2 separate regions of the Homo sapiens genome follow, and region 2 is linked to region 1. A link is an interaction called in ENCODE POLR2A ChIA-PET data of the cell type or tissue named here. Cell type or tissue: MCF 10A. All regions are shown on one strand. Links, peaks and the distances in the headings refer to the core of each region. The heading gives the core; the rest is flanking DNA.

Region 1 (4,396 bases), core at 130-4,129:
CAATCATATTTTCCCTAGAACCCAAAGGTTTGGTTCCCAGAAGCTACTTCTCTTTTCCTTCCTTCCCTGACCTTTAAAGGTTTCTTCCATTCTGAGAGACTAAATACCATTTCATCACTCTCTACCTGGCATCTCCAGCGCTGGCCTGGTCCTGAGTTTTCGTCCCGCATCTTTCTGCCTGGTGGAAGTTTCACTTTAATGCAACATGTTTGAACCAAGCTCTCAATCTACTCTTTAATCTTATTCTCCCTCCCAAACTGTTCCTGTCATTAGCACCACATTCTACCAGTCATTAGACTTTTAAAGCCACCCACTTGAATAGTTAACCTCTCCTTCCTTTGCAGACTTTCCTTCCTTCCTTCCTCCCTCCCTCCCTCCCTTCCTTCCTTTGTTCCTTTCCCTTCTCTCCTTCTCTTACTCCTTCCACAGATCTGCCCCTTGCCCACTTACTATGGGGTATTTAATAAGCACTTACTACATGCCAGTCCAGGTTACTCTTTGCCTTCCTGGAGCCTACAATCTGGTGAGAGAAACCCACAAGCAAGTAAACTAGTTATAGCTTCTGTCAAGTACAGTGAACTAGACAGAGGGCTGTGTACAGGATAATGAAGGGAGCAGACAAGAAAGGGCCTCTCTGAGGAGGTGATATTTAGACTGAGATCCATGAGGAACAGTGGATATAGGAGGGTGGGCTGCCCATATGAGGTCTGATCGGGTGCCAGAGCTTAATGAGCTGGCAGGAGAGTGGATAGGCCAGGAAAGAAGTGAGTAGAAGCAGATCTGGAGGGACTAGGAGGGCAGGTGAGTCTGACTTTATTCAAAGTGCTTTGGAAGCCTTTAGAGGGCTCAAGTGAGGGGGAACCTAATCCGACTTACACTTGGAAGAAGCATGGGGTGGACAGTGACCTTCTCAGCTGTTTTCTGAAGAAATGATTGGAGAGAAAGTGGGTAAACGTGTGGGTTTGCCTTTCTCTTCCAAATCTTCCCAATATAATGTTTTTCTAATTAAGACTAATATTCTTCCTTGCAATCAAAAGGGTGAGAGTTACATTCTGCACCACTCAACAGCCATGCTTCAGAGAGGGGTCTTGGGTACTGGCAGTGAGCGATATCAACAATGCAACAACAACAGTAAAGCTTACGGAGCATGACTATGTGTACTCAATATGAGTACTTATGTGCATTAGATGTTTTAGTGCACAAGAGCCTTATATAGGGTGTATTGCCACCTTTATTTTACAGAGAAGGACAAAGAGGTGAATTAACTTGTCCAAGGTCACAGAGCAGCTAAGACAAAAATGAATGAAGAAACGATTTCCAAATAAATATAGTCAGTCTTTGATTGGTTTTTCGTCCTGTCTTCCACATTCATTGTGAAAAATGCAAACTGTACAAAACTGCATAAAGTAGAAAGTTAAAGCTCCCTGTAACCCTGCCCCTAAGGTGAGAGTTTGAACTTGCGCTCCGTGGTTTTTCCCCCAGCAGAGCTAGAATACTTCCTATAGGCAACCTGAAAAGCTCTCAGGTATCTGACTTCTACAAAGGGGCTGGTCCTCTCTTAAGCCAGTTTAGAAACAGAAGAATATAAAGCCACTTTCTTACCATTTCTGCTATAGAAAGTGAACGCCAAACCATTCTGGCTACAAAGAGAGTCACACCCATTTGGAGTGAAAGCTTTCATGAGTTTACATCACTGCTTAGAAGGACAGGCCAAAAAATACAGCAGGAGGACAATGAGAGTTTACCTTCATCCACGAACAATAAAACGAGAACAATGTAGAAGAGAAATCTGGTTGTTCATTTCTCCTCATTTTTATGTCTCATAAGAGAAATCATTTGGGTTTTCTCTGTAAAAAAACAAAACAAAACCAAAAACCCTAGTTTTAGCAGCAAAACTAATCACAACAAAACGATATTCTGGTGTCATTTTATAAATTCTGAATAAAAGCTGGAGGTATTCAAATTTCTAAACCCTGCAGCACAAAAGGCAGCTTTCCAAACAGGACTAGGCCACGCTAACTGTTGAATAGGAAAACTAATTAGCATCCTGTGTGAACTATCTTGTCTTTTTTTAGGACCGGAAATCAAATGGGAAGGGTTCCCTCCTGTTCCAAGTGAGTTCCAGAAGAATTACTCACGCTCCTTAACCTATGAGTCAGAAAGGAGTCTAGGAGAGTGTTTCCAAAACAGGCTGACAATAAGATAAACAAAGCAATTGATCTGTGGCAGTCAGGAGATCAGGGCTGCCACTGGTCAAAGTGAGGGATCAGGTCTAGAGTGTAAGATGGTAAACCTGGGATCGGCTGAGTCTCCCTGGAGAAGCCGTGCCAGAGCTCTGCAGACCAACCAGCCCCGAGCCATTTCCCGAAAGTCAATGTCCACAGGGAGGTTTGGTTCAGAACCTTTATTCAATTTCATTGATTTAGTGTATGGAATTGTAGCATCTTTCCCCCCGTATAACTCAAGGGACTTGTCTGCCATCACACTGCACTGCCTAGCCTGGCTCTCTAAATGCTTTGGCTATCCATGCGTTTGGACGTCCCACAACACAGGATATTAATCATTTCAGGACTCTGGGCCTGTTCCCAGTGTCCATGTTCGCCACTGTTGAGCTGCAGCCAGAAAAGCAGTTCCCAAATGACAGAGACGTTCCTAAACTTAAATACAAAGTAATCAAAATTCAGTTTAGGAGATAACCCAGCATCAAGCAGATACTCTCCTGGGAAGGTAGAGGATAAACTTCCTCATTGCTCCTTCTAGGGAAGAGTCTGAAGCCAGGGCTCAGCTCTGTCTGCGGCTGCTACAGGCCTACAGGCATCTCCTAACGGAGGATTTAGGGGTGTGCACGAGGCCTCATGAGGACACTGCCCCGCTAGCCTGATCCTTCCTTCCAAGAGAAAACCGCAGTGTGGATGTGCCGAGGTCGGCCCTGCCATGGAGGAAGAGCGGAAGCTGACTGGTGTTTTTCTCGATCCGCCATTAGACCTATTCGTGTACAGAGGCCAGGCTGAGGTGAGGGTGGGGTGGAGGAGGAACAGTGTCCTAAACAAGAATCCTGTCTCATCTGCTTGCCCTGACTTGCCCCTCTGTCCATCTGTCACGCAGTAGTCAGTCATCTTTCTAAACGCAGCTCTCAGATCACCTCCTCTCCTGAAAGCCTTTGAGGGAACCCTCCCTGAATACACACCTACAGAAATTCCAAAATTCTTCATAGGCCATCCAAGGCCCTTCACTCCTTGACTTTCTGCCTAACTTTCAGATTCATTACCAGCCACTCCCTGAGCTTCTAACCACATTTGCCTGCTCATTATTTCCTGAAAACATTGTGTACTTTTAGCTCTGCTTTCTTTATTCATGCTGTTTCTTCTACCTGGAATCCCATCGCCTACTGACTGCCTCCTGCTCAGCCCTGCAGTGCGCCCCCCCACATCTCACCTCTTTTTGCAGGAGTGCTCCTGGGTCCTGTTCCCACCCCTGCTGAGTTCGTTGCTCCCTGATCTGTGTTTGCATGGCACTAGATGCGTGCCTCTCTTCTAGCAGCTATTACCTTGTATGGGATCGGTCCATGCTCTTGATCTTCCCCATTAGACTGTGGGCTCCCCAGGGATGAGTGCTGTGTTTGCTCCATCTTAATTGAATCAAGGAGAGTTTACACATCAGCTGTTACACTCTTTGCCATTCATATAATGGCCAAAAGTTTAAAAGAAGCTGCATTGCAGCAATGGTCAATCCTGCTGCTCTCCCTCCATGCAGCTTTTTGCATTCAATGTGACTTTCAGCAACATTTGGCTTGCACCAACACTGATGGTATTCAGTTTCAAAAGAGTAACAGTTTCAGGGTGCACGTTTTCTGCATTTAATTGTTTAAGATAGGAACAGATAGCGTACCTAAATTGCACTCCAAGTCTCCCTCTCCCTCCCTCCTTCTCCTCTGTTTTTCTCTCCCTCCATCTCTCTGTCGTTGTTTTTCATTCTCTGTCTCTCCCTCTGCCCCCCGCCCACACAGATACACAACACACAGAGTAGAAATGCCTAAGGACACATGAATGAAGTTAGGGTACAAGGTTTAGTATGTAGTAAAAAATTTTAATGCCATGTCAAACAAAAAGCCCATTAGTTAACAGGTGTTTGCAGAAGGGCACTCCAGGTCCTCAGCCCTCAGCCAACCTAGGTGCTATAAAGGAATACCAACTTAGGCAAATTCCTGATATTGCTTTGGAAAATGGTTACACTGACTTTCCTTCCTTTCTCAGACATTTCCTCTCTCAATGTTCGCACATGGTGTTCTCTGCCTGGAAAGCCTTTGCCCTTCACCGCAGTGCCTCCATTAAGCGCATGCTTTGTCATCCTTCAACTTTCAGCTTAAACAAAACTGCCTCAGAGGGTTGTAGTTATC
Region 2 (4,396 bases), core at 304-4,303, 77 kb after region 1:
GCAAGCTGTACAGAAAGCATGGTGCCAGCATCTGCTTGGCTTTTGTGAGGTCTTCAGGAGCTTACAATCGTGGTGGAAGGCAAAGCAGTAGCAGGCATGTCACATGGCAAGAACAGGCATGAGAGAGAGAAAGGGGGAAGTTTACACTCCTCTAAACAACCAGGTCTCATGTGAACACCAGGTCCCACCTCCAACGTTGGAGAATACATTTCAACATGAGATTTGGAGGACACAAACATCCAAACCATATCAGTGGGTCTTGGAGAAGAACATTCTTTCTCTTTGTTCATGTTTCTGCATGGGAAGAATATCTACTAGAGTAGCATACCTGGCTTTCTCAGTCCCGCTCATTTATTCCTCCTTCAGCAAAGAGAGGGAGTAGATTTTCTGGCTGATAAGTTAGGGAGAAGGACAGGTCATGTGCAGCCCAGCAACTTTCTATGCTTCTTGTCTCTTTTCTTTTGGGATATGTCTTCCTGAAATAAATACATATTGTATTTGTTTCTCCATATCTTATTATGCAGGACTTCCCTCCTATCCTCTAATAAATTTTTCACATGGCCCTGCGGATCTGCTTTAAACCCATCTCCACCTGCTCTGCACTCTTTGAGGACTGTATCAAATGACTCCTTTGCCCTCTGCCTTCTGGTTAGGTTTGGCCAATGGAAGGCACAGACATGAAATCAGAGGCCAGGAGGAAGAGAATAGGGGCAGGTTGTTTGTTTTCCTGAATCTCCTTCACCAGGTAATGTGTGTGCTGTCTCCTTTGACTGATGGCCACAGCTCCATTCCAACCTCCCTCTCTTGCAGCTATTCTCCTTGGGTTCTGGTAACCTCTCCCTTCTTGTGTTCCTTCAGGCCTAAGGGTGGTAATGGCTTCTTTTCCTTGTGAGCCCCAGGTGTGTCACCATGCCTTCTGGTTTCCATTAACCCTTATAAATAATTCCTTTCCTAATCACTGTTTATTTAACCTGTCGGATGAGCATAACATCTGTTCTTTCCCATACTAGTCAGGGTTCTCTAGAGGGACAGAACTAATGGAATATATACATGTTTATTAAGTTTTTACTCACATGATCACAAGGTCCCACAATAGGCTGTCTATAGGCTGAGGAGCAATGAAAGCCGGTTTGAGTCACCAAACTGAAGAACTTGGAGTCTGATGTTTGAGGGCAGGAAGCATCCAGCACAGGAGGAAGTTGTAGGCTGGGAGGCTAGGCCAGTCTCTCTTTTCACATTTTTCTGCTTGCTTATATTCTAGCCACTCTGGCAGCTGATTAGATTGTGCCTAACCAGATTAAGGGTGGTTCTGCCTTTCCCAGCCCACTGACTCAAATGTTAATCTCCTTTGGCAAAGCCCTCACAGACACACCCAGGATCAGTACTTTGTATTCATCAATCCAATCAAGTTGACACTCAGTATTAACCATCACAGACCCTAAACAACCCAACCTATTGCCTTCTTGCTTACTAGGTTTGGCTGGGCCTGGAGACTGGGCCAGATTTAAAACCAGAGGTAGAAAAGCAAGAGAGGGATCAGATAGTGACCTAGACAGAGAATTTGCTCTATTGAGGGTCATACTGTCAAAAGGCCTGGCCCATGAGTCCTCAGTGCCTGTTCTCAATCGCCCACCTGTTCCCTACTCCCCACCCTCCTGCTCCCATACTGCTGCCTCCACCCCAGGCCAAGGGAGCTCCAGCAGTGGCTTGGAGCTGGAGAAGTCCTGCTGTCCCTGCCCAGCAGATGTGTGTGAGTGAAGGGGTTGGGGGGTGGAGGAGGAACCTATGACACAAAAGAATCTCCTGGTTTCACCACAAGAAGGACTATATGCTCCTAAGGTCTAGGTTGAAATCTGGAGTGGGATTTCCCCAGAAATGTTTTTACATTTACTTCCATCATCACAACACGATTGTTTAGATACATGAGTGAAGAATGGCATTCAATGATGAATGAATTTTATGGGTTGGCTGGACCTAACATTGTTTCTATGGTGAAATGTTTCAAATACATAGCAACCAAATCCCCAAGATGAGAAAATGTCTTCATTTACTAGGTGAAGAAAGACACATATAACCCACGCCCCTGCCATTTGAACTGACGCCACGTGGGAACCTCAGCATTCCTGAATCTTGTAGAAGCTGCCCTTGCCCTTCTTTCACGTCTTCCATTTTGAGGAGACTAAACCTGCTCTCCTTTGGCAGCCGAGGGTGTTTGGAAGTGACTCATGTAGGGAACCCACTGGTTACCCAGTAGCATGAGCACATCAGTCAAACGATTAGACCCCTGCCTCATATGTAGACCAATGACCCTGGAAATTGTTCTGTCAGACTCCTTCCAGTTCTCTGACAATCTGATAGGTGCTGGGAACACACTGCCTGGAGGTGAGTTGTTTACTTGGTTTAAGTGGTTCAGCTGAAGATTTCAACAGAGCTCTGCTGAGTTCGTACGGCAATACCAGTAGCCAGTGTTTAAACATTCATACCCCATGAAGCCAGACGATATCCAGAAATGGCACAGCTTGGAGATGCATCTTACCGAGATCACTGAGCTGCTGTGGCCTGAAAGCCCATTTAACTAGGAAGAATTATATGCAACAAAAAGCACGTTTACAAAGTCTGAAGGCTTCCTTGAGTTAGCATTTGAATGGTTGTCTTTTCTTTCATATGTGTTCTGACAAACTTTATGTTTGACTAGGTGTCTCTGTGGCTTTCTGAAATGATAATGAGTGTCAATAAATATATGGCTATATCTACATTTTAAAGTGTCAGAATAGAAGCAAATTGGAGCCAATGTGACATGGAATAAAGACTATATGAGCTTTATCACTGGACAGACCAGGTTACAATCCAGGAGCTTTGACTTATCAGCTGTGTGTCCTCGACATAGTTACTTAGCCTCCCTGAGCATGTGTCCTTAGATGTGAAATAGGAATAAGGGCACTTTATTGCCTTGTGGAGCTGTAGTAAGTGTCAACCTGGGATCAAACATTTATACATCTACTAGTTGCCTGGCATATTGAAGGTGCTCAGTAAATTGTAGATAAAAATATTTAGGATCTCATCTCATCTGAAACAGAATAAATCTGTGGATACTGGCTGCATTTACTATGAGGAATGATAGAGGGCAGACTTTACAAAGTTATGTATAAAATACATCGTCTTTCATTTTGACTTCCAAGAGGGTAGTGAGAATTCCATAAATGACTTTCTTAAATGTTTTGGCTGAAAGATGCCTCTGTCGCTACTTTTAATTTCTTTGCAGAAACTGGGGGTTTCCTGTTAGGCAAGAATTCCAGAGAAGGATATTGGGCAATGTTTAATTGACAACTTTCATCACCATGTACATGCCTGGTCCCCCAGATAATGGTGGAGCATTTTTGGCAGGTTTCTGACCACCTCTATACCTGTCATAGATTTGCTGATAAGTAGAGGAAATGAAAGATGCTGAATTTTCCTGACATCATTTCAAATTGCATCATTTGAAAACAGTATGAAGTGTATGACTAGAAGCATTACGGAATACAGAAAATCAACTTGCAGCTAACTGGCAATCAGGTTACCTCTAAATTAATGGTGGATTGGGCTGAGTGTGAATTCCATTCCACCACGAAAGAATGAATGGACATTCAATAAATATTTGTGGAACTCTGAAGACGTCCTGAAATGTAAACATTTGTTCTAGTTTACACTGCCACCTGCAGTCTTTGGGGGAACCAGCCTCACTGAATCTCCACAGCATTAAGTGTTATTTATCACTGCTTGACATTTTCAATAATTTAGAGATAAAAAACGGTATGTCTAAGTTGCTTTAGCTAGAATTTTTTGCTTACTGAAGATTTCCTACCTGTGGACTTCAACATTTTTATTTTTTAAATGAATTTATGATTATATCTTTGGCTCATTTTTCTATTTGAATCCTGACAATGTTTTTCTTAACTTCTATAATGGGCTTTTTGAAAATCATTGGTATCATCCTTTACAAAATGTAAGTGATACAGTTTTGTTAGTCTATGATTTCCTTGGCAGAGACCATAGAACATGGCAAACACTGAAAAATGTGTATTGAATTATGTTCTTTTAAGTAATCTTATATTTAAAAATACTTTTAAAAATATAAAAGAACTATGTACTTATTATTTTCAAAAAAATAAATATGTAGGCAGAGTAGAAGGATCCCCACTCAAAGGCAATCACTGTAGTTGTTACCAGGTACTTTTAATTTATTTTAATACCTGAATACTGTTCCTGCAAGTTATATTCTTATTTACCGATTTTCCAGTGCGTTCTCAGTTAGTTTTCAATTTTGCTCTATCATATACTGTTGTTACAAGAACAAAACACTAAATTATAAATATTTGTATTTACAATTGTATTGCAGTCTTCAAACCATGTGATC

The links. Peaks named below come from ENCODE experiments on the same cell type or tissue, not always from the same donor. Only the 100,000 strongest peaks of a DNase experiment are listed, where the experiment ranks them.
Region 2: POLR2A ChIA-PET joins it to region 1 with 5 read pairs; 2 of 35 experiments call an interaction of 5 or more read pairs at or near these places.

Annotation. Positions count from the first base shown.
Region 1 is chr11:13,259,575-13,263,970 of GRCh38, reverse strand. No RefSeq gene overlaps it. Among named protein-coding and RNA genes, the nearest start is that of BMAL1, 16 kb to the left of the region's middle. RefSeq lists an enhancer at 1,775-2,974. In MCF 10A, for the core only: no CTCF peak of the experiment used is centred there; DNase peaks (open chromatin) are centred at 2,130, 2,560 and 3,150.
Region 2 is chr11:13,182,497-13,186,892 of GRCh38, reverse strand. No RefSeq gene overlaps it. Among named protein-coding and RNA genes, the nearest start is that of BMAL1, 93 kb to the left of the region's middle. In MCF 10A, for the core only: CTCF peaks have their summits at 3,139 and 3,683 (motif pointing left); no DNase peak of the experiment used is centred there.